Regions from separate parts of the Homo sapiens genome. Here region 2 is linked to region 1. The links are chromatin loops, found by intact Hi-C in ENCODE. Cell type or tissue: IMR-90. All regions are shown on one strand. Each heading gives the region's core, and the rest is flanking DNA. Links, peaks and the distances in the headings are about the cores only. Region 1 overlaps ZNF664-RFLNA (ZNF664-RFLNA readthrough). Region 2 overlaps GTF2H3 (general transcription factor IIH subunit 3).

Region 1 (11,571 bases), core at 1,827-9,826:
AGGAGTAAATGTCCTAGAATGGCCAAAAAATGACAAACGTTTTTAATGGAAAAGTAGTGTTGGGGGATTTGCTATATGAGAAGTCAAAGCATACTGAAATGCTGCAGTAATATAAATGGTGAACACAAGAATAGACAGATTGACGCCTGGAGCAAAGTAGAATCCAGTAACAGACCCATTTTTATATCAGAATTTAGTATATGATAAAGTTGGTGTTTTGCAACAGTTGGGAAATTATAATTCAGTGTGTTGTATAGGGATAAGTGGCTCTTTATTTAGAAAGAAAGATCCTACTTCACATTCAAAATAACTTAGATGGATTAAGGAACTAACTAAAAAAACCTATAAAAGCATTAGAAGGAAATATAAGAGAATTTGTTATGTAGAAGGATACACTGGAAATGATGTGTTTTAGGTAGGCCATTTAGGTAAGACCAAGACCTAAAATCATAAATGAAAGGATTGATAAATTTGACTATAATCACAGTTGATAATTCTGTGACAAAAAGCGTTACAGAGTGACAGACTGGGAAAACAACCTGTAGCATGTATAAAGAATAAATAGAATTAACAAATTAGGTAATGAATTGAGGATATGAATAGTTCTTAGATAAATGTGTTCAAACAGTGAAGAGAAATTCAACCTCATTGTGATTAAGAGAATGGAAATTTAAAAACTAGATTTTTTTGTTGGGAGGAGGGCATCAGGCAAAAATTAAAAACTATCCAGCGATGTAAAAGAGGCACCTAATACATTGTTGGGACATAAAATTTTTCCAAGTTTTTAGATGGCAATTTTGGCAGAATTTTATCAAAATAAAAGTACACGTTGATTTAGCAGCTACACTTCAAGGAATCTGTGCTATTTTCATAGGAGAACATACGTTAATATAAACAATGTCTATTGCAGCGTCATTTATAATGAAAAATTGAAGATAATCACAATAAATTTTGGTACCCATATACTGTGGAATATCAAGTAGCGTTTTGTTTTTTGTGGGATTTTTTGTTTGTTTTGTTTTGAGACAGGGTCTTGCTCTGTTGCCTAGGCTGGAGTGCAGTGGTACGGAATGTGGTTCAGTGTAGCCTCAGCCTCCTGGGCTCAAGTGATCTGCCTCAGCCTCTCAAGTAGCTGGGACCACACACACACACACACACCACTACACCTGGCTGATTTTTAAATTTTTTTTGTAGAGACGGAGTCTCACCACGTTACCCAGGCCAGTCTTGAACTCCTGGCCTCAAGTGATCCTCCCGCCTTGGCCTCCCAAAGTGTTGGGATTACAGGCATGAGCCACCATGTCTAGCCTATTAGTTTTTTATATAGAGAGGTAGATTTGTATGTACTGACATAGCCTGTATGGATGTCTAGAATATACTGTTGAGCCAAAAAAGCAAGCTTAATCTCATTTTTTGTAAGATACAAAACAAAATAATGAAGGGTGAGTGTGTGTATATATATATATTCTGAATAAGAATTAGAAAAAGACTAGAATACCTGAAAACATTTAATTCTGATTACTTCATGGGAAAAGCCTAGGGGAGACTGGTTTTTCATATCACATGTGTTTGCATTGCTTCAGTTTTTTTTACAATGGGCATTTACTTTTGTAAGGAAGATGTTACAATTTCTCACCAATTTCATGAAGGTCTAGATTTAGACAAAAATATACAGTGCCTAGTACCTAAAAGGATGTGGTAAAAATGACACACTCTTATGTTACATTGGCCATATGTGTCAAGAGTCTTAAAATTATTTACATTTCTTGATGGTCTAGGAACCATCAAAAGAATATTTTTAAATACAGAGAAAAGCTTTCTGCACAAAATATGTATATTGTAGAATTATATTTATGGGCACAGTTTGCAGAATGGTTATGATACATCCCCTATATCATATATTTAGTGGCAAATAACATTGCCATTAAAAACGTTTATGAAGAAAATATATTAAAATGCTTATGATAGTGTTAAGTGGAAGGAAATCAGGATACACAATTGTATACCTGATATGATGAAAACGCCCCAAAAAAAGTCCCAGCAGCCTTCCAGTAAAACCTATGAATGGCAAAAATATGTAGAAGAAATTAGATGGAAATCTTAAGAATTGTGGAATTCGGTAGGATGTCGGGTGATTTAAATAATCTTTTTTGTATTTGCCAAGATTACATGTACCTGTATTACATGTATGATGGAACATTTGATTTAACAAAGTATATCTGGGACATGATAGCTACATGGCAAATAGACATGAGCACTTTTTTTTTTGGTTAAAGCCAATGAATAAATTTGGAATTTACACTGAAAATGATTGGGACCCATTGAAAACTTGTGAGTAGGGTAAGAACAATCCATTTTGCATTTTAGAAGGTTACATTAGAGTAGATAATGGATTAGAGGGAAGCAAGACTGGAGGCTTTTGTAGAATTCCAGGGAAGATGATGGTGGCTTGAGTTAAGTTGAGACAATGCAGGTACACAGTGGAGAGTTTCCAGAGGTATTTGGAAGAGAGTGGCTAGACCTTTGTGATGGGGGGAAGTCAATGATATTGACTTGGGCAATTGAGGGGAGAGTGGACTCATTTACTATAGTTGGGAATTGGCTATGGTTTGAATATTTGTCCCCTCCAAAACTCATGTTGAAACTTAATCCCCAATGTGACAGTGTTGAGAGGTGGGGCCTTTCAGAGGTTTGGCTCATGAGGGCAGAGCCATTCATAGATTAATGGGTTGTCATGGGAGGGGACCTGGGGGCTTTATAAAAAGAAAAGAGATCTGAGACAGCATGTTAACATGCTCAGCCCCCTCTCATCGTGTGATGCCCTGTGCCGGCTCAGGGCTCTTTGGAGAGTCCCCACCAGCAGGAGAGCTGTCACCAGATGTGGTCCTGGGCTTTTTCAGCCTCCATAACTGTAAGAGATAAATTTCTTCATAAATTATCCAGTTTCAGGTATTCTCTTGTAAGCAATAGAAAACAGATTAAGACAGGAATATAGTAGGCTTTGGTGAGGAAGTGACTGATTCAGTTTTGGATGTACTTGAGTTTGAAGGTCTTATAGGACACATAGGTGTGTCACGAAGAGGATTTACAAAGAATAATTTTACAGTACACATGTTTTGCTGTAAGAATGACTAGATACTATACATAGCTATGGTATTAAAATCAATATTTCTACATGGTAAATTTTTCTTGCAATATAGTTGTACTTCTGTAAATTGGGGCATATCTGTCTAGATAGACTGGACCATTGATATTTTTCACATAGAATTATTTGAGACTGCATGACCTCGACTTCAGATAATACCATGATTGTCTTTGGGGTTCATTGGGTAGACTCTTGCCTCTCTGAGTGGGTGGTGGAGGTTCCTCTGGGCATTAGTGGTCCTTTTGTCAGTCATCCTGTTGTCAGAGTACACCTGACTTCTGGGAGTGATTTCTCTTCATCTTGGTAAACTGGTCCCTTCCACGTAGGGGCAGGCCAGGAAATAGGCAGAGTGGTGCCCTTTCATCCATGTGTGAGTGCCCACCTGGCTGTTAATAGTATGGCTGGAGCATGGGTACCTTGAAGGACAAGTGGAGAAAAGGTAGCGGAGAAAGTGCCTGCCAAGGTAACAGAAGTCATTAGAGAGGAAGGTAGATGTCTTCATCAGAGGTTGGGGCCCAGTCGCTGGGAAGTTGGTGGCAGTCAGTGTGGCTGTGCTCTTTGCCTTCATCTCCCAGGCTTCTCCTGCTCACTGTGTGTCTGCCCTATGCTTCTATGTGTGCCTGCCCTCCCCCTAATCTCTTCTCTCGCTTGGCAGTAAATAACACGTGACCCCAGGTGGTCACTCTGGAAGGCCATTCTGAAACTCTAACTTCTGCCAGCTCACATCACAGACCCAGTCTTTCCACTTCCCACTTCCCAATTCCAAATTCTCTAGAAGGACAATCTGATTGGCTTAGCTTGGGTTCCACGCTCACCGTATCGGTTTTACTGTTGCAGCGCTTACAGGAGCAGATTCATTTAGTGTGAGCCTGGTGGACTGGCTAGAAGGGAGTGCAGACGAGGACACTCAGGAGAGACGTCCTGGAAGTTAGAAAGTTTCAAGAATGGACAGGAGCAGTAGTTTCAAACGGCCTAGAGATGTAATAAAGGGATCAGGAGTGAATCTTAGATTTAGCAAATTGAAGTCTTTCAGCCCAGGTTGAAAGTTGTGTCTACTGGGCATGGTGGCTCATGCCTGTAATCCCAGCACTTTGAGGGGCCAAGGCAGGCAGATGGCTTGAGGCTGGGAGTTTGAGACCAGCCTGGGCAACATGGCAAAACCCCGTCTCTACCAAAAATACAAAAATTAGCCAGGCATGGTGGCACACACCTGTGGTTCCAGCTACTTAAGAGGCTGAGGTGGGAGCATCACTGGAAGGCAGGGCTGTAGTGAGCCATGATCACGCCACTGTACTCCAGCCTGGGTGACAGAGCGAGACCCTGTCTCAAAAAAATAAAAAAAGAAAGCAAGCAAGTTGTGCTACAGCTAATCCATGTGGGAGAGTCACAAGGTGGAACCAATGGCTATGATTACTCATTTGTAAGACACTGAAAGAAGAGAATTTTTAAAATACAATTTAATTTTGAAGATGTAGCAGAAGCATTCAAAATGTAATTTTAAAAATATAATTCGTATTGCTTTTTAACGCTAAAACATTTCTACACCTTTATTCTGATTCTGAAATACACAGTGTCTCTTGTGTCACTTGATACATTATAAGAAATTCAGTAAAGCTATTCTAGAACTCATTTATTTTTCATACCCCTGAAAGTTCATAAAATAATCATAGGTTATTTCCATATCTTATTTTGCAGTGTGTTCTATGATATTGTGACAGAGCTTGTGAGGAAGCCTTTATAGCCAGAGCAGACCCCTGTCCCAAAGATGATGAACTCTGCCACTTAGGTTAACAATACAACAGTTCATAGAAATAATTGGAACCATTTTTCTTCTGCAGAGTAAATCCTGTATGTCCCTCTGGCTTTCAAAATATCACTTTTGGATGTGTAGTTCAAATATGTTTAGGATTGAGCCTGATGGGGGTTTAAGAATATTTCATTGATTCAAAGTACTCGGTGTTGGCTAGAAAACATGTCAAGTTTCTCAGTTAACCGATGTTCAATAAATTACTTTTAATACTATAACTTTACATTGTGATAGGACTAGGACCTTGTGGTAAGCCTCCAGACTCACAGTTAGAATCAGAGAACCTGCACAAAGCGGGTTGCATGCATTTTCATGATGCTTGGCAACTAGAGGTAGTAACCCATTGTGACATTGATTTCAAGTCCTAACTCCTTAGTGTGAAGAGCCGAGGTTTCTGAGCAGGTGTTTGAGTGCCCTCTGGAGGCCTTGTGAACAGTTGAAATGTGGACTCCTAGCAAAGCTTTCTTTCACAGCCAGAGTTGAGAACCAGTGGGCGAGATGGTTGAAACTGGTGTGGATGTTAGGAGCAGAGGAGAGGGGAGATGGAACTCATGGGAATGAACTAGTGTTTACAAGAGCTTGCCCGGCCAACTGATAATACTGGGTTTATGCAGTGAGTGTAGAACACAGAGGCCGTAGGGTCACAGAAGGAGCCAAGGGAGTGTGGCCAGTAATGTCCAGTGGGATAAAGAACAAAAAGTGCCCTTGGATTGGCCAAGAGAAGGCCGACAATGAGAGAGGAACCTCGGTGGTGTGGTGTTGGATTGAGGCATGAGTGGGAAGTGAAGCAATAGAAATCTGGAAAAATCAGTCTTTAAGAGGTCTGGATGGGGAAATGGAGGGTGGGGCCAGGGAGACAGGGTAGCTAGAGAAGGCCTGGGATTAAATGCTGTTTTTCCTTAAGGTTGGGGGAGACTTCTGCATTGTGTTTAAATGCTGAAGGGAAGAAACAAGCACAGAAAGAAAACAGTTGAAAGGGGTGTGGGGGCCGGGGAGGAGGAGAGAGTTGGTTTCAAAGTTCTTTGCCTGGGAGATCTGTTGAGGGAAGAAGTTGCCTTTTATAGGGACTTTGAGTTTGTCAAAGTAGTGATTTTCAGTTTATCGTGGGATGATGGGGAAATAATTCTAGTAGGCAGTTGGAGATACAGGTAAGAAGAAAAGACTGTGTTAAGAAACTGTGGCATCATCATCATGGAAATGGTCATCATTCCAGCCAAGCAGGTAGTTGAGCTAAAAAATGGAGACAGGACATACTGTATGGAGGACTCCTATATTTAGGCATAGGCATGTGAGATGGCAGACACAATCAGCAAGGCCAGAGGAAAAGTGAGAATGTGCAGGGAACTGGGAGCCGAGGAGACCGTAGACTAGGATTCAGGGTGAGGCAGGAGGAACGGCCCCAAGATTTGACTCTGAGAGCAGTTTTGTAGTGGGGGTGGGGGTACAGAATGGTGTGTGGGAGGTGCACACAGAAGGTATTATAGATGCTGTGGAGGAGCTCAGTAGTGAAAGTGAGAAGAGTGAATTGGTCTTAGTCGGGGGATGGCTCCAGAGAACACATGTCACTTATCTGTGCATATGAAATTAGAGCTGTAATCAACAATGACTCTAGAAAGGATTATTTTTGCTTTTTTGTTTTTAACACCATCATCTCAGAATATAAGATCTAAGTTTCATGTAACTTTTGTGCCACTTCCTACTCTTCTCAGATTGAGAATCTGACCAGAAGGAAGAAAATGTCTAGGTCTATTCATGACATTTGAGGGAGTTCTTGCAGGAGAGAGTAAATGTGACTGATTTTTGATTTACTATTCTGACACACGTCAAATGTTAAATCCTTTAAATCTATGAGACCATTTGCTATCATAAATGACATTTTAAAAAACTTCTTGGTAAAACTAATAGTATGGCTAATAGAAGTTATTTGGCTTCACTTATTTAAAATATTTCGTTAAGAAAAGATAACAGATTCCTAATATCAGAAGTGGTAAAATAACTGTGTTTAAATCTGGGAGGTGGGATTTGACCTCTCACTTTAGACTGAGTGCCCAGTTTGAGCGGCCAGGCGTACAGTTTAAGCATACACTTATCCAAGGGGTGGAATGGCAGGTTCCAGCTTAGGCCCAAACACGTCCGCTGCTGTGGGACTGGTGCGAAGATCTGTGAAGGCCTTAAGCCATTAAACTTTTGGAGGCCTTTACTATGTCATATCAAACATTAAATCACCCATGTCCCACATAAAATTAGCTTGTACAAAACCATATGAGTTAAGCTTTGATTGGCTATAGACATTTAACATTTATTAACTTTAATTTTGCAATTTTCTTTTCATGTTTTGCATCCAGTAATGTTTTTTTTCAGATCTGAAACATTTACATAGGTCTTCGAGATGCTCATGAGCCTTAGGGACTGTGCCTATATACCTAGAGATAAGACATCCCAGTTCTGCTGGGAAGTGGACATTGGGTATGTCTAGGCATGTCTGGCGGGGGGCTGGAGGGGGTGGGCTTGCCCAGAATCTGTTTGTTTGTGGCACTGAGGCACCTCCTGGGAAAACTTCATCTTAAGGGGGAGTTGAAGGAAGTGTTTTAGTTAGGGATTTTTTGTTGCAAAGAACAGAGTTTCATTCAGACCACTTTCTGTACAAGGGGCTATATTGGAGGATGCATGTGGATCAGACCCATGAGGAACTCAGGCTGTCCAGAGACAAGCCACAGTCTTCCCATGGACAGTGAGGTCTCTCACGGCATCACTCATTTCTTTGTGTCTTTCTCCTCTTGCTGCCATCTGGCTTGTTTTTCCCTCCTCTGTATGTCTTTTCTAACCTTTTAGCTCCTCCTTGCTTATAGATTCTACTTCCTCATGAGTTTGGTTTGCTGTGATTTGATGACCTCCGCAGTCATTTTGCGGATCATAACCTCTCAGCTTCATCTCTCACAGCTGATAACCTCATTCTCTCAGTATTGCTTAGATTCCTGAGAGAGAGGGAATCTGATTTTGTTTTGCTTTTATTGTTGTTCCAAGCCACATCATATGTCAGAGTTAAGCTCTTGGGTCAGATGTCTGCACTTGGTCTCAGAAGTGGTCATGTGGCCGATGGCTGCCTGGGCCTACCCTTAAAGCTGAAGCAGTTCCCATTAGTAGGATTTGTAGGCTAGCAGGCACCATGATTGGCATGTATAGTTCAGTAAGGGAGGAAAAAACCTGGCCCAATATCAAGACCACTTGAAATTCCTCCAAATGTATTCCTGCCCTTTAAAATATTATCCTGCTAACAGCTTTCATTCTAAGTTGAACCTTTATTCCCACAGAGAAACTAAAATAGCTAAATGTGTTGAAAGCATTTTCACTTTTCCATTTTCTTCCTGTTTTATTCAGTCTCTGACAGTGCAGGGCCACTCAGCATAGTCTACAGGACTCTATTTCTAATGTTAGTGATTTCTGCTGAAAATGATATAGCAACTTCAGATAGCTATTAGCAAGATGGATCATTCTAACCACATGCCTTTCACATAATCCTTTCCCCCAAAGCTCTGGGGAGCTGTAGAGGCATACTGTAATCCAGCACTGTCCCCAGATTGACAACAGCTAGAAAAACATGTAAATGTCCCATCCACATGTAGATACGGCAGCAGTGTGAACCTAAGTTCCTTAATATATCATAACTCCCAGGGGAAAGTGAAGTTCCCCAAACTTAAAGCTAGATCTTGAGATCTATACCTAAACTTCTCTGAACAATTATAGAATATAGCAGAGGCGGGGAGGTAGTAGATGGAATAAATAAAATAATGATAATGATAGCTTTGTTGAGCCCTTGAAATTTGCCAGGCAGTGTTTTAAGTACTTCTCATGGATTAATTGATTTAATCCTTAAATTACCTTATCAGATCAGCTGCCTTTATTATCTCCATTAACTCATTCTTAACCTCCTAGGTGAAGGTTACACAGCAGGTATGCAGTAGGGCCAGGACATGAACTCACCCAGTCTGACTCCAGTTTGTGCTTCTTCAGTACCCTGAGAGACTGGAAAATCCGTGAAAAAACACTATTGATTGTTTATTCCCTGGCATTTTAGCCAGTCTGAGTCAGTTATCTTATACCTATGAACCTTAAACTCATTTTGGATCTGGTTCCCATCACGAGGCTAATTGTGATAATGGGATACCTATATCTTGGAGGGAAGTTGTGCAGAGTGCCTGGATTTTCCTTTCTGTGGTTTCTCAGATTTGCTCATCCCTTCTTTGGACCTCCATGCCTTGAATCCCATATATTTATATAAATCCCAGATGTAAATAGGTCTGTCCTATCTTCTGAGCTGGGACCCCACGTTTATAGTAGCTAGTTCATGAAAACATTTTGTGATCCTAAATTCTCTATAAATAAACCCATTTTTCTCTTTGCATTTCTCCCATCCAGCAGGATCCTAAGGCCTTTGTAGTCCTTCAGCCACTGTGGGCCCTGCCTCTGCCTGTTCTTCTGGAATGTCTTGGGGGTTTTGATCCTGTCACTGTGGTAAGTTTTCCCCTTGTTTCACCATTTGTCCTAGATGGAGAATCCCCCTTGAGTATTTTAAGCCAAAGCTGTCTCTAGAATTTTTTCTGAGCATGTGCCCTTTGGGCTCAGTGAGGAAGCAGCTCTCCGTGCACGCTCTTCCTGACCTCTCGCCTTTATCTGGCATTGGATTCCCCAGATCTTGGACCACCTTCCTTACTCTAAAGATGTCAGAAACATTTTTGTCCAACTCTTTTTGTTCCCTGGGATCTTCATTTTCTTCTTTCCATGTGAACCATTGGTTATTAAAACTTTGTTTCAGTTGTCCCATTTTCTTCTGCCATCTTGGAGGCCTTACATGGATTCTAGATCTCATGCCACCCTTTGTCTTTTTCTTCTGTTGTTCCTATCCTCACCGAGCTATCAAAACTTTTTAAAAGCTCGGTTGCTTTGTAAATTTCTGGTGTTTTTTTTTTCCCCAACGTCTGAATAATAGCTTTTTCCTTAAATATGAGTTCCTGAAAATCTTCTTACCTGAGGATTATGGTTTCACATTGATCTGTGCAGACTTGATTCTGAGTGTCATTGTGTTCCCAGCACAACTATTTTTTTACTTTGTTTTCTCTTTGGATTTGTTCTTTTTTAAAGATTTTTTTTTCCCTTCTTTGGCTCAACTCAAGAAGGCAACATATATAGGACAGGTATTTGTTTATCTTTATTTGGTCATTGCTGAAATCCAGAATACTCCAGTTGAGCATACAGTCTAGATCTCTGTGATTCACAGACATCATGAAATTGTATGTTATTTCCATGCATAGCTGGGCAGGAAGAGAAAGGAAAGCCCTTGTCTTGATAGCTGCTGGCTTCTGGGGGCATGAGCTTCTTGTCATTTCCCCTGCTGCCAGAGGCTGGTTTCTCAGGCCCTGGGCTTCTGCCTTCCCAGACTTCACTTTCCCATGCAACAAGGAGGATTGGCTGTGGGAGGTAAAGGATATTGTGTTGGCCTCTGTCCTAGTGGGTCTAGTGACTGTGCGTTGTTAGAAGGCTAAGCCTATGTAGATGTGTGATGTCTTTTCTTTTTCCTGGCTGTATGTGGCTAGAGTGGTAAGGCTGGGGCTGCCCCTGAACGGAAAGGTCTTGACCACCTCTCTTCCTTTTCTCTCTTTTCCCATGTGCTGGATTGGTTTCCAGGTGACTGACCTATTTAGAAGTGGGGGCAAGTGGACCCTGGCACAAGGGCAAATGTTCTCTCTTCTCTCTCTCTTTCTGGCTGCATTATCTCCTGTGCTGATTTGGGTAACCTCGGCCAGTCTTTATCGTGAGTGGTAAGACCAAAGAGTCATGTCTAATATTTTATGAATTCCTTTTCATTCCCGTATGCGCTTTGGTCCCAGTTTAAGATTGCCACTAATGTAGGGAAAAGGAGTTCTCCATGTGATCCAGCCTACCTTATGGAATGCTGCATTGGAAATTGGATTCACAGGCCCAGCTAATAATGAAGTGTTCTGTATTTTCAGTTCAGTCCTGTGTACATGTCCATCTAGGGTACCTAGAAGTTAGGGGTGTTTGCTGAGCCCACTGGCCAGATTTGCTATTAGCCATTAATAACATACATTTTCAGAACAGTACTGGATCAACCTCCAGTGCCAGTCCTACAAGATCAAAAGCCTGAAGGCCAGAGTTCTGCATAATTTGTTGTGACCATTCCCTGGCCCTCTCTGAGAGTATAGTGGCAATAAATTTCTGTCCATCCATGCAGATACTGAATTCTATTCTTAGGATTCTCATCATCTCTGTTGATTTTTGGCTGTAAGAGGTCACCTGCTCTTGCACTTTGTGCTTCCTGAATGAGCCTACTCAAAAATCTCTCTCCCTTGCTTGCTTTGGTTTGCCAGACAATACATGTTACGAATTGTGACCCAGGTATAAAAATAGCCAGACTCTTGATGTACTTAAGAATAGTCACATTCATGGAGTCAAGAAAGTAGAATGGTGGTTACTGGGGCTGGGGGAGAGGTAAAAGGGGAGTTGTTATTGAATGGGGACAGAGTTTGTGTTGCAAGATGAAAAAGCTCTGGAGATCTGTTTCACAACAGTGTGTATATATGTAACACTACTGAACTGTGCA
Region 2 (11,571 bases), core at 1,608-9,607, 320 kb before region 1:
GATTTTTATATTGATTACAATTTAAAATGAAAGCTTTGGGTATATTGGGTTAAATAAAATATGTTATTCAGCCTAATTTTATCTATGTCTTTCCCCCTTACGTATGGAGCTACTGGAAAATTTTAAATTACATATTGCTTGCGTTATATTTCCGTTGGGCAGCACTAAAAGACAAAAACTGAATTTTACTTTAACCCGAAAGGGAAACAAAACCCTAAAGTAAGTCTGAAGAAATTACTGAGTTTTTGTTAGATGTTTTTTGGCCACAAATGTTGTTTCCTAAAGGATCAGTTACAAGCACAAAACTATGACAAACCCTGAATTTAGGTTACTGCTGGGGATGAAGGATGGGGAGAGCGAGGTCCAATGGGAAAATTTACATGCTTCAAAGGCTCTGAGATTGTACTGTTTCTTCAGCTTGATCGTAGGTATATGATGTTCATTTTATTATTTAAACCATACTTACACATTATGTATACAGACTCTTGTACATATTATATTTCAGTAGTAAAAATTCAAAAAGTTTGAATTCATTTTTTAGCAACACATTTCAGTCTACACATTGTCTATTAACTCCAAGACGATCTTGTCTCTGCCATGAATTCACATACCAGCTCTACCTCCTCAGCCCTCACATTCATTTTTCTAGTCCAGTCCCAGACTCTCCTGAGTTCCAGACTTGCAGAATCAGCCGTGTACGTAGTACCTCCTCTTGGACGTCTGGCAGGCATCTTCAGTGTCATGTGTCAAAAGCAGAGAGCTCTTGGTTTGTCCTCTCAGCCTCTTCCTGCTCCACTGGTAGCCCCATCTCCCTAAGTGGCAGTGCAGTTCACTCAGCAACTCAAGCAAAAACCTGACTCTTCCTTGTCTCTTCTCTTCCCTCCTTTCATAACCATGAGCAAATCCTGTTGATTCTGCCTTTAAAATATATCCTGGCTGAGCTCAGTGGCTCATGCCTATAATCTCAGCACTTGGGAGGCTCAGGCGGGTGGATGGCTTGAGCTCAGAAGTTTAAGACCAGCCTGGGCAACATGGCGAGACACCATCTCTATAAACAATACAAAAAAATTAGCCTATCATGGTGGTGCACGCCTGTAGTCTCAGCTGTTCGGGAGGTGGAGGCAGGAGGATTGCTTGAGCCAGGAGTTCGAAGCTGCAGTCAGCTACGATCATGCCACTGCACTCCAGGGAAACCCTGTCTCCCTCTTAAGAAAAAAAAATGTGAAAGTTGGTTCTCAGAACAGCTGTCAGAATGAAGCTTTCAAAATACAAGATTGGTGCAAAAGTAATTGTGGTTTTTGCCTTTTTTTTTTTTAACAGTAAACACTGCAATTACTTTTGCACCAACCTAATATAAATTAGAACCTGTTGCTCACTTGCTTAAAACCCTCCCATAGCCTAGCATCATACGTTGACTAAAACCCAGAGTCAGGGCCTGCCAGGGCCTTCCAGATGCTGCTTGCTGAGGCTCCTGGGAACCTTTTGCCCCGCATCTTCCACACTCTCCCTCTTCAGTCCGGCCCCACCGCCCCCTTGCTATTGCCTGAAACAGGCCTGCTTCGGCCAGAGGGGCGCTGCACTTTCTGTTCTCTCTGCTCGCAAGCTCTTCCCGCAGGTGTTTGCATGGCCTACTCCCTGCCTGCCTTCACGTCTCTACTTCTGTGCCACCTCCTCAGAGAAGCCTTCCCTGACCACCATTGTTAGTGTTACTCCCTCTCCCCTTAGCCTACTTTATTTTTCTTCATAGAAATGATCATAACCTATAACATTATTTTTGCATTTACTTACCTGATTTACTCTCTGCCTTCTCCACTAGAACCTTAACTTCATGAGGATGGACACTGTGATGTTTACTGCTGTAACCCTGCACAGTGCTCTAAAACAGTTGTTAAATGTGTAAATGAATCTAACGGACCAACTGAACCAGGACTGTACTATCAGAGGAGCCTCAGGGTCCTAGGATCGGAGCTAGGGTTTTCAGTGTAAATGGAAGCACTGCTGTGTTAAAGCGAGAAAGCTGTGTTTATGAAATGAATAGATGAATGATTGTTGGGAAAAACTATTAACATGGACAGGAAACCTTAGTGTCAGCAACCAGGAGAGCTTGAGTGTTTTGTGTCTTTGGAAAACTCTGAAGATAGCAAAAGTTTGGAAAAAGAGGACCAAATTCAAAAGAGTTTTATTTTTATTTTATTTTATTTTATTTTTAGACAGAGTCTTGCTCTTGCCCAGGCTGGAATGCAGTGGCATGATCATGGCTCACTGCAGCCTTATCCTCCCCAGCTCAAATGATCTTCCCACTCAGTCTCCCAAGTATCTGGGACCACTGGCATGCACTACAATGCCTGGCTAATTTTTTAATTTTTTGAGACAGTTTCACTCTTGTTGCCCAGGCTGGAGTGCAATGGTACGATCTCGGTGCACTGAAACCCCAACTCCTGGGTTCAAGCGATTCTCCTGCCTCAGCCTCCCAAGCGGCTGGGATTACAGGTGCCCGCCACTACGCCCAGCTAATTTTTGTATTTTTAGTAGAGACAGGGTTTTATACTCTATTGGTTAGGCTGGTATCGAACTCCTGACCTCAAGTGATCCGCGATTACAGGCGTGAGCCACCGCGCCCGGCCTAATTTTTTAAATTTATTGTAGAGACAGGGTTTCACTATGTTGCTCAGGCTGGTCTTGAATTCCTGGGCTCAAACAGTCCTGAAGCCTTGGCCTCCCAAAGTGCTGGGATTACAGGCATGAGCCACTGCACCTGGACAAAAAAGTGTTATTTCTTAAAGAGAACAGAATAAAGCCATCTCACAGTTTCTTTTTACATAATAAAATTAACAAAATACAATGAAAACAAATCTCATAAAAATTAAAAATTTTTGTGCTTCCAAGGGCACTATCAAGAAAGTAAAAAGACAACTGGGAGAGATATTTGCAAATGATGTATCTGATAAAGGGACTAGTATTCTGATTATATAAAGAACTCTTAAAATTCAAAAATAAGACAAATAACTCATTTCAAAGTGGGCCAAGGATTGAACAGCTATTTCTCCAAAGATCTGCAAATGGCCAAGAAGCACATGAAAAGATGCTTAATATCATTACCGACCAGGGAAGTGCAAATCAAAACCACAATGAGCTATTACTTCACTCCACTAGGACACATGTAATCAAAAAGTCAGCTAATAATAAATATTGGTGAGGATATAGAGAAATTGGATCCCTCCTACATTGCTGCTGGAAATGTAAAATGGTATAGCCACTTCAGGAAACAGTTCAGAACTTCCTCGAAAAGTTAAGCATAGAATTACCATGTGACTGGGGAAACCCCGTCTCTACTAAAAATACAAAAATTAGCCAGGCATGGTGGCGCATGCCTGTAATCCCAGTTACTGGGGAAGCTGAGGCAGGAGAATCACTTGAACCCAGGAGGCAGAGGTTGGAGTAAGCCGAGATTGTGCCACTGCACTCCAGCCTGGGCGACAGAGCAAGACTCTGTCAAAATATAAAAATAAAAATAAAATAATAATAATCTGCAGTGTCATATCCTCCTCTGATTTTGTAGGCCCAAGGCATTGCTCATGAGAACCTCATTCCTCTGGAAACCCTAGGTAAGTGCGAGTTTGGCAGCAAGCCGCCTGTGTCTTGCAGGCTTGTGACATCACGGGAGGACTGTACCTGAAGGTGCCTCAGATGCCTTCTCTTCTGCAGTATTTGCTGGTAAGGAGACAGCAGCGGCGACCCTGATGCCTGGAGGGAAGGATGACCTCTGTGTCCTGGGAAAGGAATGGAAGCAAGATGGCTGGTGCTAGTACTCAGGAGAAGGGAATAAATGGAGGCCTTGGAGTTCCAAGGCCTAGAAGGGTGGGCTTCATGTTATTTTTTTCCCATGTTTTAAATAAAAGTTTCTTTTGTTTGTTTGTTTTACAGTGGGTGTTTCTTCCCGATCAAGATCAGAGATCTCAGTTAATCCTCCCACCCCCAGTTCATGTTGACTACAGGGCTGCTTGCTTCTGTCATCGAAATCTCATTGAAATTGGTTATGTCTGTTCTGTGTGTTTGTCAAGTAAGTTAATGTACCTAGTTTTTCTTTTTTTTCTATGTTGGGGGGCAGGAAAACAGTTTCTCAGCTGTGTTGTTTTTCAGCCACCCTATTGTTTCTTTTTTTTTTTAATTTACAGTATTCTGCAATTTCAGCCCCATTTGTACTACGTGCGAGTAAGTATCTTTGAGATTGTGTGGGTGGCTAATACTTCACAGCTCTAGAACATTAAAAAATGTTTTCCTCTCTGTAATTTCAGGACAGCCTTTAAAATTTCTCTGCCTCCAGTGCTGAAAGCCAAGAAAAAGAAACTGAAAGTGTCTGCCTGAGGATAAAATATTTTCCCCATCTTTTAGAGCTGTTAATAGAAATTATATAGCAGATTCTTTGTTGGGAAGACTGAAAAAAATAAAGATAGGTATAGGATAATTTTTAATATGGTGACCTTACAGAAAATATTTCCCAAACATCCTTTTCATCCTGTGCTTCTGGAGGACTGATTTGTTTGAGGGAATCATTCTATGCATTATATCCTAAAATATTCTATGACTGGTTTCTGTCCATGTTTGTGGCTTTCATTTTTTTAATGGGATGACTATTAGTCAAAGTCAGCTTGTCATGACTCATCATAGGCTTTCTAACCTACTCCCTGAATCCGGGTCCTCATTGTGAAATGCATGCCATACGAAATTTGAACGTAGCTTTGGAAAAAGGGACTATTTGTGGAGTAATGGCATTAATCAACATAGAACATCTTATTTGAATCAACAGTTAACTTCAGTAGTCATGTGAATAAAATTCTTATTGTCTAAATTGAGACAGCCTCAGATATTTGCAGATATTTACTTTTTGTCTGATATCAGTACATATTTGGACAAAGTCATCTAAATAATAGTTTGTCACCAAATAACTACAAAATCTCATTTTAAATGAGTAAGGAGAACGTGTACAGAAGCAAATTTTCTTCAAAATAGTTGTGGGAAGAGCTTATATGTGAAAGCTTATGACTGGTTTTGAGGGAGAACTTACTGGAGAAAATGGACTCTATGTTAAGTATGGTTTTCAGATAGAATTCTTTCCTTTTTTAATGAGGAAAAAAAATCCACATTAATATTGAAACTGCACCTGTAATCCCAGCACTTTGGGAGGCTGAGGACAGAGGATTGCTTGAGCCCAGGAGTTCGAGAGCAGCCTGGGCAGCAAAGTGAGACCCCATCTCTACTAAAAATTTAAATGTATTTATTAAAACTGTTCTCTAGAAGCTTTGGACTGAATCCCAAAAGTGTTTATAAGTTCAAAAGCAAAAGTATTTGTAATTTCAACAACAAAAAATGTATTTCTTTATGTAATCTTGAAATTATTAAAAGTCCTTTTAGCTTCTAGCACATATTTGTACAAAGAGTTTAAGGAATGGTGGCTGGTTTGGTTTGTTTTTTAAAAATGTTTACTGACGAGGCCGGGCGTGGTGGCTCACCCCTGCAATCCCAGCACTTTGGGAGGCCGAGGCAGGCAGATCACAAGGTCAGGAGTTCAAGATCAGCCTGGCCAGTATGGTGAAACCCTGTCTCTACTAAAAATAGAAAAATTAGCCATGCGAAGTAGCAGGTGCCTGTAGTTCCAGCTACTCGGGAGGCTGAGGCAAGAGAATTGCTTGAATCCAGGAGGCAGAGGTTGCAGTGAGCCAAGATAGCGCCTCTGTACTCCAGCCTGGGTGACAGAGCGAGACTCTGTATCAAAAAAAAAAAAGATCGGGCACGTTGGCTCACGCCTGTAATCCCAGCACTTTGGGAGGCCAAGGTGGGTGGATCACGAGGTCAGGAGTGATCAGGCTGGGTTTCTGTTTTGTTTTGTTTTGTGAGACAGAGTCTCGCTCTGTTGCCCAGGCTGGGGTGCAGTGGTGCAAGCTCGGCTCTCTGCAAGCTCTGTCTCCTGGGTTCACGCCATTCTCCTGCCTCAGCCTCCCAAGTAGCTGGGATTACTACTCTACTGAACCCATGAGGCAGAAATTTGAGACCATCCTGCCCAACGTGGTGAAAACATGGTGAAACCCTGTCTCTACTAAAAATACAAAAATTAGCTGGGCGTGGTGGCAGGTGCCTGTAATCCCAGCTACTCAGGAGACTGAGGCAGGAGAATTGCTTGAACCCAGGAGGTGGAGGTTGCAGTGAGCCAAGATCAAGATTGCGCCATTGCACTCCAGCCTGGGCGACAAGAACAAAACTCTGTCTCAAAAAAAAAAAAAAAAAAAAAGTCTGTACTGATAAAACCCATTGTGTACAAAACTTTGTATGTAAGGAAGATTTTAATTTTCTCTTTATACAAGCTGAGTCATATTTAAATAATTTGATGTTGGCTTAGATAATTTCAGATAGATTTTATATTCTGGATTTGTGTTTTTGTTAACAAATATACAAAGACTTTGGTGATCACTTTGCAAATATTTGTTAATCCTTGAGTTTGAGAACCTGTCTTTTAAAAATAATATTTTGTATACTAATTAAGTGTAATGGAAATCACAATTTTAAGTCTAGGAAATAAAGTATTATATATACTTTCAAACAAGCTAGCAAGGCTTTTATTATTACTTTTTTATTTGAAATATCTTATATATTTGGTTAGTTCTGTTTAACTTGTTTTTAACTGTTGCCCTTATGAGTTATTTTATATAAATTTTTACAATAAAATAATTTGATTTTCATATTTGGTTGAATTATTTCCTTTCATTCATTGTTTATCTCATGCTCATTCAACTCTTCTTCAAATGTGTACTTTTAAACTGCATTTGGTCAAATGCCAGACAATTTTTTATTCAACTCCGAAGTACTTTAATTTCAAATCTTGGTCTGCGTGCAGTGGCTCACGCCTGTAATCCCAACACTTTGGGAGGCTGAGGCAGGAGGATCACTTAAGCCTAGGAGTTCAAGACCAGCCCGGGCAGCATGGCAAAACCCTGTCTCTAAAAAAAATATAAAAATTAGCCAGGTGAGGTGGTTCATGCCTGTAGTCCCAGCTACTCCAGAGGCTAAGGTGGGAGGATCGCTTGAGCCCAAGAGGCGCAGGTTACAATGAGTCATGATCATGCCACTGAACTCCAGCCTGGGTGACAGAGTGAGACCCTGTCTCTAAATAAATAAATGCTCCTGGTTTTTGTATGTTGATTTTGTATCCTGCCACTTTACTTATTTCATCAGTTCTAATAGTTTTTTGGTGGTGTCTAGGTTTTTTCGGATATAAGATCGTATCATCTGCAAACAAGGATAATTTTACTTTTTCCTTTTTAATTTGAATACCTTTTATCTCTTTCTCAGGACTTATTGCTCTAGCTAGGACTTTCAACACTATGTTGAATACCAGTGGTGAAAGTGGGCATCCTTACCATGTTCCAGATTTCAGAGGAACGGTTTTCAGTTTTTTTCCTGTTCAGTACGATACTAGCTGTGGGTCTGTTATATGTGGCTTTTGTGTGTGTGTGTTGAAGTATGTTCCTTCTTTGCCCAGTTTTTTGAGGGTTTTTATCATGAAAGGATGTTGAATTTTATCAAATGCTTTTTGAGCATCCATTGAAATGATCAGATGGCTTTTGTTCTTCCTTCGGTTGACACGATGTATCACATTGATTGAGTTGCCTATGTTGAACCATCCTGTTGAACCATCCTTGCATCCCTGGGATGAATCCTACTGGGTCATGATGAATGATTTTTTTTTTTTTTTTTCGAGATGGAGTTTCGCTCTTGTCACCCAGGCTGGTGTGCAATGGTGTGATATCAGCTCACTGCAACCTCTGCCTTCCTGGTTCAAACGATTTCCCTGCCTCAGCCTCCCAAGTAGCGGGGATTACAGGTGCCTGCCACCATGCCCAGCTAATTTTTTTGGATTTTTAGTAGAGACTGGGTTTCACCATGTTGGCCAGGCTGGTCTTGAACTCCTGACCTCAGGTGATCCACCTGCTTTGGCCTCCACAAGTGCTGGGATTACAGGCATGAGCCACCACACCTGATTGAATTATCTGTTTTTTTTTTGGTTTGTTTTTTTTTTGTATTGAGATGGAGTCTTGCTCTGTCACTCATGCTGGAGTGCAGTGGCCTGATCACGGTTCACTGCAACCTCTGCCACCTGGGTTCCAGCGATTCTCCTGCCTCAGCCTCCTGCGTATCTGAGATTATAGGTATGCGCCACCATGCCCGGCTAATTTTTTTGTATTATTAGTAGAGACGGGGTTTCACCATGTTGGCCATGCTGGTCTCGAACTCCTGACCTCAAGTGATCCACCCACCTTGGCCTCCCAAAGTGCTGGGATTACAGGTGTGAGCCACCATGCCCGGCCTGAATGATCTTTTTAATGTGTTGTTGAAGTTGGTTTGCTGGTGTTTTGTTGAGGATTTTGCATCAATGTTCATCGGAGATATTGGTCTGTAGTTCTTTTGTTGTTGTTGTTGTTTTTTTTTTGAGACAGAGTCTTACTCTGTTACCCAGGCTGGAGTACAGTGGCACGATCTCCACTCACTGTAACCTCTGCCTCCCAGATTTAAGTGATCCTCCCGCCTCAGCCTCCCAAGTAGCTGGGAGTACAAGCATGCGCCACCACACTCGGCTAATTTTTGTATTTTTAGTAGAGACGGGGTTTTGCCATGTTGGCCAGGCTGGTCCCGAACTCCTGACCTCAAGTGTCCACTACCTCAGCCTCCCAAAGTGTCAGGATTACAGGCGTGAGCCACTGCGCCCTGCTGGTTTTCCAATTTATTGGCATATAGTTGCTCATAGTAGTCTCTAATGATCCTTTGAATTTCTGTGATATCAGTTGTAATGTCTTCTTCATCTCTGATTTTACTTATTTGGGTCTTTTTTTTCTTAGTCTGGCTAAAGGTTTGTCAATTTTCTTCTTTTCAAAAAACCAGCTTTTCATTTTGTTGATCTTCTGAATTTTTTAACTTGTAGTTTCATTTATTTCTGCTCTTGCTCTTTATTATTTCTTTTCTTTTCTTTTTTGTGACGGAGTCTTGGCGCTGTCCCCCAGGCTGGAGTGGAGTGGCACAATCTCGGCTCACTGCAACCTCTGCCTCCTGGGTTCAAGCGATTCTCCTGCCTCAGCCTCCCAAGTAGCTGGAACTACAGGCATGTGCCACCATGTCTGGCTAATTTTTGTATTTTTAGTAGAGATGGGGTTTCACCATGTTGGCCAGGCTGGTTATGAACTCCTGACCTCAGGTGATCCACCTGCCTTGGTCTCCCAAAGTGCTGGGATTATAGACGTGAGCCACCATATTATTTCTTTTCTAATATTAACTTTGGATTTGGTTTACTCTTTTCTAGTTCTTTAAGAAGCATCATTAGGTTGTTTATTTGAAGTTTTTCTACTTTTTTGATAAAGGTACTTACTGCTATAAGGTCTCCTCTTAGTACTGCTTTTGCTGTATTCCATAGGTTTTGGTATGTTTTTCCATTTTCGTGTGTTTCAAGGAGTTTTTAAATTTTCCCTCTTAATGGCCGGGCGCAGTGGCTCGTGCCTATAATCCCAGCACTTCGGGAGGTCGAGGTGGGCGGATCACAAGGTCAAGAAAATGAGACCATCCTGGCCAACATGGTGAAACCCCATCTCTAGTAAAAATACAAAAAATTAGCTGGGCGTGGTAGCGGGTACCTGTAGTCCCAGCTACTCAGGAGGCTGAGGCAGGAGAATTGCTTGAACCCGGGAGGCGGAGGTTGCAGTGAGCTGAGATCGTGTCACTGCACTCCAGCCTGGTGACAGAGCAAGACTCTGTCTCAAAAAAAAAAAAAAAAAAAATCCAACTCTTAATTTCTTCATTGACCTACTGATCATTCAGCAGCATGCTGTTTAATTTCCTTGTGTTTGTATACTTTCCAAAGTTCCTCTTGTTATTGATTTCTGATTTTATTCCATTGTGATCAGAGAAGATGCTTGATCTGGGGCTGGGCATGGTGGCTCATGCCTGTAATCCCTGCACTTTGGGAAACCGGGTGGGTGGATCACCTGAGGTCAGGAGTTCAAGACCAGCCTGCCCAACATGGTGAAACCCTGTCTCTACTAAAAATATAAAGATTAGCTGGGCGTGGTGGTGCACACCTGTAATCCTAGCTACTCAGGAGGCTGAGGCAGGAGAGTCGCTTGAACCTGGGAGGCGGAGGTTGCAGTGAGCCAAGACCGTGCCATTGGACTCCAGCCTGGGGGACAAGAGTGAGACTCCATCTCAAGAAAAAAAAAAAAGAGAGAGATGCTTGTTCTTATTATTATTTTTTTTTTGTAAAGACTTGTGACCTAACATATGATCTATTCTTGACGATGATTCATGTGCTTAGAAGAATGTATTCTATAGCCATTAGATGAAATGTTCCATAAATATCTATTAGGTCCATTTGGTCTATAGTGCAAATTAGGTCTGATGTTTCCTTGTTGATTTTCTGTCTGGATAATCTGTCCAATGCTGAAAGTGGGAGGTTGAAGTCTCCAACTGTTATTGTACTGGGGTCTATCTCTTTCTTTAGCCCTAATAATATTTGCTTTATATATCTGAATGCTTCAGTATTGGCTGCATATATGTTTACAATAGTTATATTCTCTTGCTGAGCCTCTTATTATATAATGACCTTCTTTACCACTTTTTTTTTTTTTTTTTGAGACAGAGTCTCACTCTGTCACCCAGGATGGAGTGCAGTGGCATGATCTCAGCTCATTGCAACCTCCACCTCCCGGGTTCAAGTGATTCTCCCACCTCAGTCTCCCGAGTAGCTGCAATTACAGGCACCTGCCACCACGACCAGCTAATTTTTTTTTTTTTTTTTTTTTAGGCAGAGTCTCGCTCTGTCGCCCAGGCTGGAGTGCAGTGGTGTGTTCTCAGCTCACTGCAAGCTCTGCCTCCCGGGTTCACGCCATTCTCCTGCCTCAGCCTCCCAAGTAGCTGGGACTACAGGCACCTGCCACCATGCCCAGCTAATTTTTTTGTATTTTTAGTAAAGATGAGGTTTCACCATGTTAGCCAGGATGGTCTCAGTTTCCTGACCTCGTGATCCTCCCACCTCGGCCTCCCAAAGTGCTGGGATTACAGGCATGAGCCACCGAGCCCAGCCTAATATTTGTATTTTTAATAGAGATGGGTTTTCGCCATGTTGGCTAGGCTTGTCTTGAACTCCTGACCTCAGATGATCCACTCACCTTGGCCTCCCGAAGTGCTCGGATTGCAGGTGTGAGCCACTGCGCCTGGCCTCTTTTTTTTCTTTTTCTGTGGAGATAGCATCTTGCTGTATTGTCCAGGCTGGTCTTGAACTCCTGGGCTCAAGCAACTCCTGGGTTCCTCTTGCCTCGGCCTCCCAAAGTGTTGGGATTACAGGCATGAGCCATCACACCTAGTCTTAAAATCTATTTTATCTGATATAAGTATATAGCTACTTTTGCTCTTTTTTGGTTTCCATTAGAATATCTTTTTCCATCCCTTTATTTTTAGTCTATGTGTGTCTTTATAGGTGAAGAGTTTTTATAGGCAGCTAATCATTAGGTCTTTTTTTTTTAAATCTATTCAGCC

Evidence for each region. A loop is a pair of places that touch in the nucleus more often than their neighbours do. Peaks named below come from ENCODE experiments on the same cell type or tissue, not always from the same donor. Only the 100,000 strongest peaks of a DNase experiment are listed, where the experiment ranks them.
Region 2: a loop joins it to region 1, with 3 times the contacts of the local background. A loop is called at or near these places in 4 of 110 quality-filtered maps.

What each region holds. Positions count from the first base shown.
Region 1 is chr12:123,978,675-123,990,245 of GRCh38, forward strand. The region is part of intron 2 of ZNF664-RFLNA (ZNF664-RFLNA readthrough); the gene reads left to right. ZNF664 (zinc finger protein 664) reads left to right here. Exons shown (of 5, transcript NM_152437.3): 3 at 9,369-9,464. Among named protein-coding and RNA genes, the nearest start is that of ZNF664-RFLNA, 11 kb to the left of the region's middle. RefSeq lists a silencer at 5,339-5,398 and an enhancer at 5,589-5,658. In IMR-90, for the core only: a CTCF peak has its summit at 5,373 (motif pointing left); a DNase peak (open chromatin) is centred at 5,357.
Region 2 is chr12:123,655,871-123,667,441 of GRCh38, forward strand. It overlaps GTF2H3 (general transcription factor IIH subunit 3), which reads left to right. Exons shown (of 13, transcript NM_001516.5): 10 at 3,646-3,714; 11 at 3,925-4,060; 12 at 4,176-4,212; 13 at 4,296-6,734. The coding sequence ends at 4,365. Among named protein-coding and RNA genes, the nearest start is that of TCTN2, 9.5 kb to the right of the region's middle. RefSeq lists an enhancer at 3,468-4,667. In IMR-90, for the core only: no CTCF peak of the experiment used is centred there; a DNase peak (open chromatin) is centred at 4,681; H3K27ac peaks cover 718 bases.